Linked DNA regions of Homo sapiens: region 1 is linked to region 2. The links are chromatin contacts, found by Hi-C or POLR2A ChIA-PET in ENCODE. All regions are on one chromosome and are shown on one strand. Each heading gives the region's core, a stretch centred on a gene start or an enhancer-like site at or near the end of the contact. The rest is flanking DNA. Distances are from core to core; before and after follow the strand shown. Region 1 holds the start of C5orf34 (chromosome 5 open reading frame 34). Region 2 holds the start of FLJ32255 (a long non-coding RNA gene).

What was found. A loop is a pair of places that touch in the nucleus more often than their neighbours do. ChIA-PET counts read pairs that join two places held with the same protein, here RNA polymerase II (POLR2A). Pooled maps may share reads with other maps.
Region 1: a pooled map shows a loop between it and region 2 (7-fold over the local background). The contact joins the promoter of C5orf34 here to the promoter of FLJ32255 in region 2. A Hi-C loop is called at or near these places in 8 of 50 pooled maps. POLR2A ChIA-PET finds 5 or more read pairs at or near these places in 2 of 52 experiments (CD4-positive, alpha-beta T cell and activated B cell).

Annotation. Positions count from the first base shown.
Region 1 is chr5:43,513,732-43,516,558 of GRCh38, reverse strand. It overlaps C5orf34 (chromosome 5 open reading frame 34), which reads left to right and starts at 1,411. Exons shown (of 13, transcript NM_198566.4): 1 at 1,411-1,753. LOC124900190 (a long non-coding RNA gene) reads right to left here. Exons shown (of 3, transcript XR_007058764.1): 2 at 1-2,366. RefSeq lists an enhancer at 1,644-1,803.
Region 2 is chr5:42,991,419-42,994,660 of GRCh38, reverse strand. It overlaps FLJ32255 (a long non-coding RNA gene), which reads left to right and starts at 1,328. Exons shown (of 2, transcript NR_104643.1): 1 at 1,328-3,242. It overlaps LOC105374746 (a long non-coding RNA gene), which reads right to left and starts at 2,386. Exons shown (of 3, transcript XR_007058755.1): 1 at 1-2,386. RefSeq lists enhancers at 1,160-1,454, 1,724-1,853, 2,154-2,363, 2,704-2,853.

The sequences.
Region 1 (2,827 bases), core at 162-2,661, 520 kb before region 2:
AAAAAAAAAAGAAAAAGAAAAGGAGAGAGAGAGAGAGAAGGTCAAGTGCCGCATTTAACCATGATCTTAGGATGGGCTCCCTGCATGCTCAGAGCCCTCTTTACCCTTGGGAAGTGAGCACACACAGTGATTTTATGGATTTATACACATGCCCATCTGAGGCTTTCTTCCTTTTTCCGGTGGAGTGTATCAGAAAAATCATACTTCATCACTTTTGTCTCTTAACCGGCATGCCCAGGAAGTTGCTTCTCTCTGGGGCCTGCATTCAATTAACATTTTGATGTTAACAGGTGTGGGCCATCAGGAAATGGCCTTTCCCTGGCGCTGCCAAATTTTCATTTTTAGAGAGGCCATGTGATAATTGCTGAACCATCACCCAACATTTCTAGTGGGTGGGTGGCAGGGGAGAGCCCTCTCCTGCCTTGCTCATGCCTAACTACCTGTAACAGATTCAGTTCGCCATTTTATAATGTATGAGCATGATCTGTGGTCCCCCAAAACAATTACAGTAGTGACATCAAAGATCAGTGATCACACAGATCACTCTAACAGATACAAAAATAATGAAAAAGTTTGAAATATTGTGGGAATTACCAAAATATGTCAGAGACACAAAGTGAGCACATGATGTTGGAAAAACATGGCACCCATACACTTGCTCCATCAAGGTTGCCTCAAACCTTCCATTTGTAGTAAACTCAGTATCTGCAAAGCACAATAAAATGCACAATAAAACAAGGTATGCCTCTCTATGCTCTCACAAACCTCTGTATTTTATCTTAGAAACACTCACAACTGTAATAAATGATTGTTTATTCTTTCTTTCCAGTTAATCTCTAGCTCTGATCCTCACCCGCAAAGAACTGGGCCACCTTCCCTGCTTTATCCCCACTATGCCTAAACACACAGTGAGTGTTCCATAAACACTTGTTTAGTGGCAATAAATATAGCAGACACATTTATTTGCCACTTTATAAGGAAAAAAGGTGCAGATACATAGACGACCTATTTTCTGATACCAAATTAGGAAGAGTTCTCCATCTTTGGCCAAGTTTTTTTTTTTCTAAACAGCTTTACTGAAGTATAATCGTTTTTTACCTTATTTAAAAATAAGTACCACTCCACTAAAACGCGCTCTGTGGTTAGTTCTCGGCTGGACCGTTCAAAAGGCTGATCCTTACAGCCTTTATTATTAATACAACCAGGTCGGGACTGCTTTTGCGTGGGTCACCAGAAGTAAAAAATCAAAGAGGAGCCAACCCCATTCCGAACAAGGAAACACCCGTCCCCTTCCTACACCAATTCCTGCTCCGCCCTTCGTAGGGAACGCAGCGAGGGCAGCCTCCGGAGTGGAGGGGCGGGACTTCCGGCCCTTCCTGTTGTGGAGGGGCGGGACTTCCTGTCTTCCCTGTTGCGGAGCTCTGAAGCGGCTCCCTGAGGGCGCTGGTTTTGAACTGGTCTTGTGCGGTTTGCGCTTTCTCTTAGTGGTTACAGTTGGCGCTGTCTCCGCTTTCCTGTTTCGTGGCGGGCATCTTGGCCAAAACACTCTCCCTGCCACCTTATTCCTCTAGGGTTGTGATTTTTTTCTTTCACCAAGAAATATCACTCGCTGGTAATTTGTCAAACTGAAGAAACCCCTGAAGAAGCAGTGGTGGGCAGGCGCCGACGCTGCGGCTTCCAGAGCATTTTGGCAAATCAAAGCCAGGGACCGTTGCTGGGCCTCATTTCCGCAACTTTTCGGCTCCGAACTGCTGTGAGTGGAAGACTTTTGGTGGTTGTTTTGATCAGGCTCCTTCTGTAACTAGAGACTATAGCATTTTGAAAGAAATGAGATTCTCATTCATGTCAAGAACAGACTTGTGGATTTTTGAGTGTTAAACATACCCTGACGTAATGTGCTGGGTGATGAGAACGCAAGCGGGAATGAGACTGTAGAGATGAGAATGGCAGTGTGGGTTGGAGCCGGGTTATGGTTTCCTATGGTATGCCAAGAACCTTAGTCATTACACTGTTTGTTGTGTATGCTTGATTATTTAAAATTAGAAAACCGCCTCAGTAAAGCTATTAAAAAAAAGACCTGACCAAAGATAGACTATTTTTCCCAAATTGGAATCAGAAAATGTCTTCCATCTATGTATCAGCACCCGTTTTTTCCCCTAAAATACCAAGTAGACATACCCGATATATACGTGTGTGTTTATATATATATCTGTAATCTATATTGCCATTTGATAAGTACGTAAACAGGTGATGTAAAGCACTTGGTATGGTGTGACTTGTGGAAAGTTACCTATGTCATCAATACTAGAGATGGATTGGAGAGAGAAGAAATTCCAGACAGTTGCAGGAGTTGGAGAGTCTATGGCCTGAAAAAGAGAAAGAGGTAGAGAGAGTCAGGTTCCAAAGACAGAAAATCAACAGGACTTGTTACAGGGGCATGGAGTGGAAAGTCAAGTTTTAGAATATTGGCTGCTAACAATGAGACACCATTAATTCAAATTGCAAATTCAAGAGGAGCAGTTTACTTATTTTTCATCATTCAAATATTTATTGTGCCATTTACTATTTGCCTAATACTGTTTTAGATGCCAGAGATACTGTTACATATAAGACAGATAAGGCCCCTGCTTCGGTTGACTTTATATCCTAGTGGGAGAAAATAAAAAGCAAGTAAATAATCAATTTTGATGATAGATTCTATGAAGAAAAAACTTGAAGAGGGATGACAAATGATTGGGAGATGTTTGGGAGTAACTTTAACTTAGTTGGTCGTTGGGCCCTTGTAGGAGTTACATTTGTGCTGAAACCTTGATGATGATAAAGAACC
Region 2 (3,242 bases), core at 79-2,578:
TAAGAACGGTGCAGCAACTGAAAAACCGCTCAGTGGGCGCTACTGGCAAAAGCGTTGCTGCAAAACCGCCAGCTCCGCATTAGAAGCAGAGCCGCCAGACAGAACCCGGGACCTGAAACCACCGAAGCGGAGACCGAGCTTGGCTCCCCAGCTCCTGAGAGAATGCAAGTCAAGGAGTACGAAGCTGTGATACTCAAAATTAGTAGAAGAAAAATGAATAACATTTAAATAAGATAAAATTTTAAAATAATAAATTCTAAAATTCAAATAAAAAGGCAAAGCAAACACACTGGAAACTACCGGTAGCATTGTTCTCAGAGCAAAAGACACAAAAAGAGCATTTAAAAATAAGCAAAAATTAGAGAGAACCAACCCTACAAAGCAGAAATTACAAGTATTGCCAAAAGAAGCAATTCTGTGATTAGGATATCCCTGTTAGATCTAAACCGGTACATGTTACACCTAAGTCTACATTTCTTAGGACAAAAACAAAAACAAACAACAACAACAACAAGAAACCAACAAAACCCAGTCATGGTTAAACCTGTTTACGACTAAAAAATCGTAGTAGCTGATATATCCCGACTTGGTCCACAAGAGGAAAAAGTCGCGTTCGGCGGAAATTGCTATCGTCAAACCGAGCTTCGTAAACCAGAAATCGCTTTTGCCGGCATTTCCTGACTTCCATGGGAGTTTAAAAAACACCAACATAGCTAAGGCGGGACTTGATGTTGCGCAGCTAGCCTTGGTGTAAGAGCTCCCAGGCACTGCTAAACTGGTCATCGCTAAACCTAAATGAATCGCATTCGCTGGTACACAGATTTCTACAGGAGTTGAACATCTCCTGCGCAGCTAAAGCAAGCCGTACTAGTAGGAAGCCGGAACTTGCCACGACTTAGAAACTTGAGGCTTTGGGAGGCCAAGGCGGGTGGATCATCTGAGGTCGGGAGTTTGAGACCAGTCTGGCTAATGTGGCAAAACCCCGTCTCTACTAAAAATACAAAAATTAGCCGGGTGTGGTGGCGGGCGCCTATAATCCCAGCTATTTGGGAGGCTGAGGCAGGAGAATCACTTGAACCCGGGAGGTGGAGGTTGCAGTGAGCCGAGATCGCCGAGATGGCGCCACTGCATTCTAGCCTGGACGAAAGAAACTCTGTCTCAAAAAAAAAAAAAAAAAAAAAAAAAAAAAGAAAAAGAAAAAAGAAACTTGAGGCAGGGCTAACTCTGCGTTTGTTATGATTAGGCTACAGGAAACCCGGAGTTGCTGGGAAATGAGTCACAGGGTCACTCAGCCTTTCTGTGGCGAAACATCGACTTCCTACGACCTAGAAATCGCCGCCAGGGCTAGGCTGGTGTTTGTCCTAAGTGGGTACTTGCTTGGGTTGAGAAATCACATTTTGGCTATTCCCCGACTTGAACCAGGGGATAGAAATCGTAGTCACCGGCTGGGCGCAGCGGCTCATGCTGTAATCCTGGCAGTTTGGGAGGCCGAGGCGGGCAGATTATTGAGGTTAGGAGTTCGAGACCAGCCTGGTCAATATGATGAAACACCGCCTCTAGTAAAAATACAAAAATTATCCGGGCGTGGTGGCGAGCGCCTGTAATCCCAGCTACTCAGGAGGCTGAGGCAGTAGAATCCCTTGAACCTGGGGTGCGGAGGTTGCAGTGAGCCAAGATCGCGCCACTGCACTCCAGGCTGGGCGACACGGCGAGACTCTGTCTCAAAACAAAACAAAAGGAAAAGAAGAGAAAAGAAAAAGAAACGCAGGCACCCTGAAATCGAAACTTGTTAGGACCAACAAGCCAACGACAGACGAATCTGCGGGGTCCTGCGACAGACACGCCAGCCCCGCCGCCACAGCACAGGGTTCTGGAGGTCGAGCTGTTCTGCGGGTTCTGCGGCGGCGCTGGGAAGAGACGGCGCCCGGGCAGCTCCCCTGTCACCGGCTTGGAGGAGCGGCGGGCTCCCCTAGCCCAGCGCCGCCGCCGCCGCCCGGGAACGCCAGGCTCACCCCAGCTGGGGAAGCTCCGAATCCCTCAGATCGGCGACCTGAGTGCTGTCGCCCCGAGAAAATGGAGGCATCGAGCAACGAGCTGTGCTGAGACCGAGAGACCTCAGTTCTGCGAAATGTCGGTGCCTGGAGCTTGCGAATGACTGCGGCCGGCGGGTTGTCAAGGACAACATTCCTTATGGCGCAACCAACAGCGCTGTCACCAAGAAACTGGACTCTGAGAAAAAAGAGGGTTTCGGCCACCGAGAAACTCCGTGCCACATGTGCCGTGACAGCAAAACCGCCCGCTCCGCGCCGCTGGTGAAAGAGCTAACGAACGCCAGGTGCTGCGACAGTGACACCGGGACTAGAAGGCCTCGGATGGAGAATGGGACGCCCAGAGCAAGCAGGAAAACGTTTTGTTTGGCTCAACTAGCGCTGTCGCAACCGGAAAACTGTCAGGCCAGTGCTGCTGCGGATGTGAGAAACCGGTGATCCGAAGGCGGAGTGGCGCTGGGCGCTGGACTCGCTGGTGTGAAAATCTGGCTGCTCTAGGACCCGGCAAGCGCGGGCACCAGGCGAACGCCAGCGACTTTGCCAGACAAATGCATGTCTTTTTTGGTCGCCATTCAAAGATGCAGCCGGCAGTCAGCCCCGGCTCTGAGAAACAAGTGGAGGTGTCAGCCATAAACCCTCCGTTCAGGGAAAAGAGAGTCGCTGCGACGGATCGACTGGCCGTTGGGTGGAACTTTCTTTGGTGGCCTAGTGACTAGAAAATAAAAACGAAAACGAAATAAAAAACTGCTACTGACATTACTCCCACGCTCCCTCCTCAAGTCAGTGGCTTCAGGCTTAAGAAAACCTGTATTTTTCTTGGCTGATCCGTGATCCCTAATTACTGAGGGCCCCGCGACCCACCAAGTGCGATTCGCAGAGGGAAAGGAGCTGGAATAAGGATCCAGAATGGGACGGATTTGGCTCCTCCAGGAAGAAAGCAAAACAAATGCAGGTCGCGAACACTTTACATTGCAGGAAGCTGCTCTTCCAGTGGCCGCGGCTGGGTCCTTCCACACCACCTCTCTGTCCTAGGCCTTCGTCCCGGTTCAGCCCTCACGGATTCTAGGCTAGCGGTCAACAACCGCATCCCTCCGGAACCTGGAAACTCTAGGTCCGAGATCTCGGTGAAGAATGAAAGGCACAGCGCCGCTCAACCCAGGCTTCAGGCCTGCCCCGCTGGTCCCGTCCCTTCCC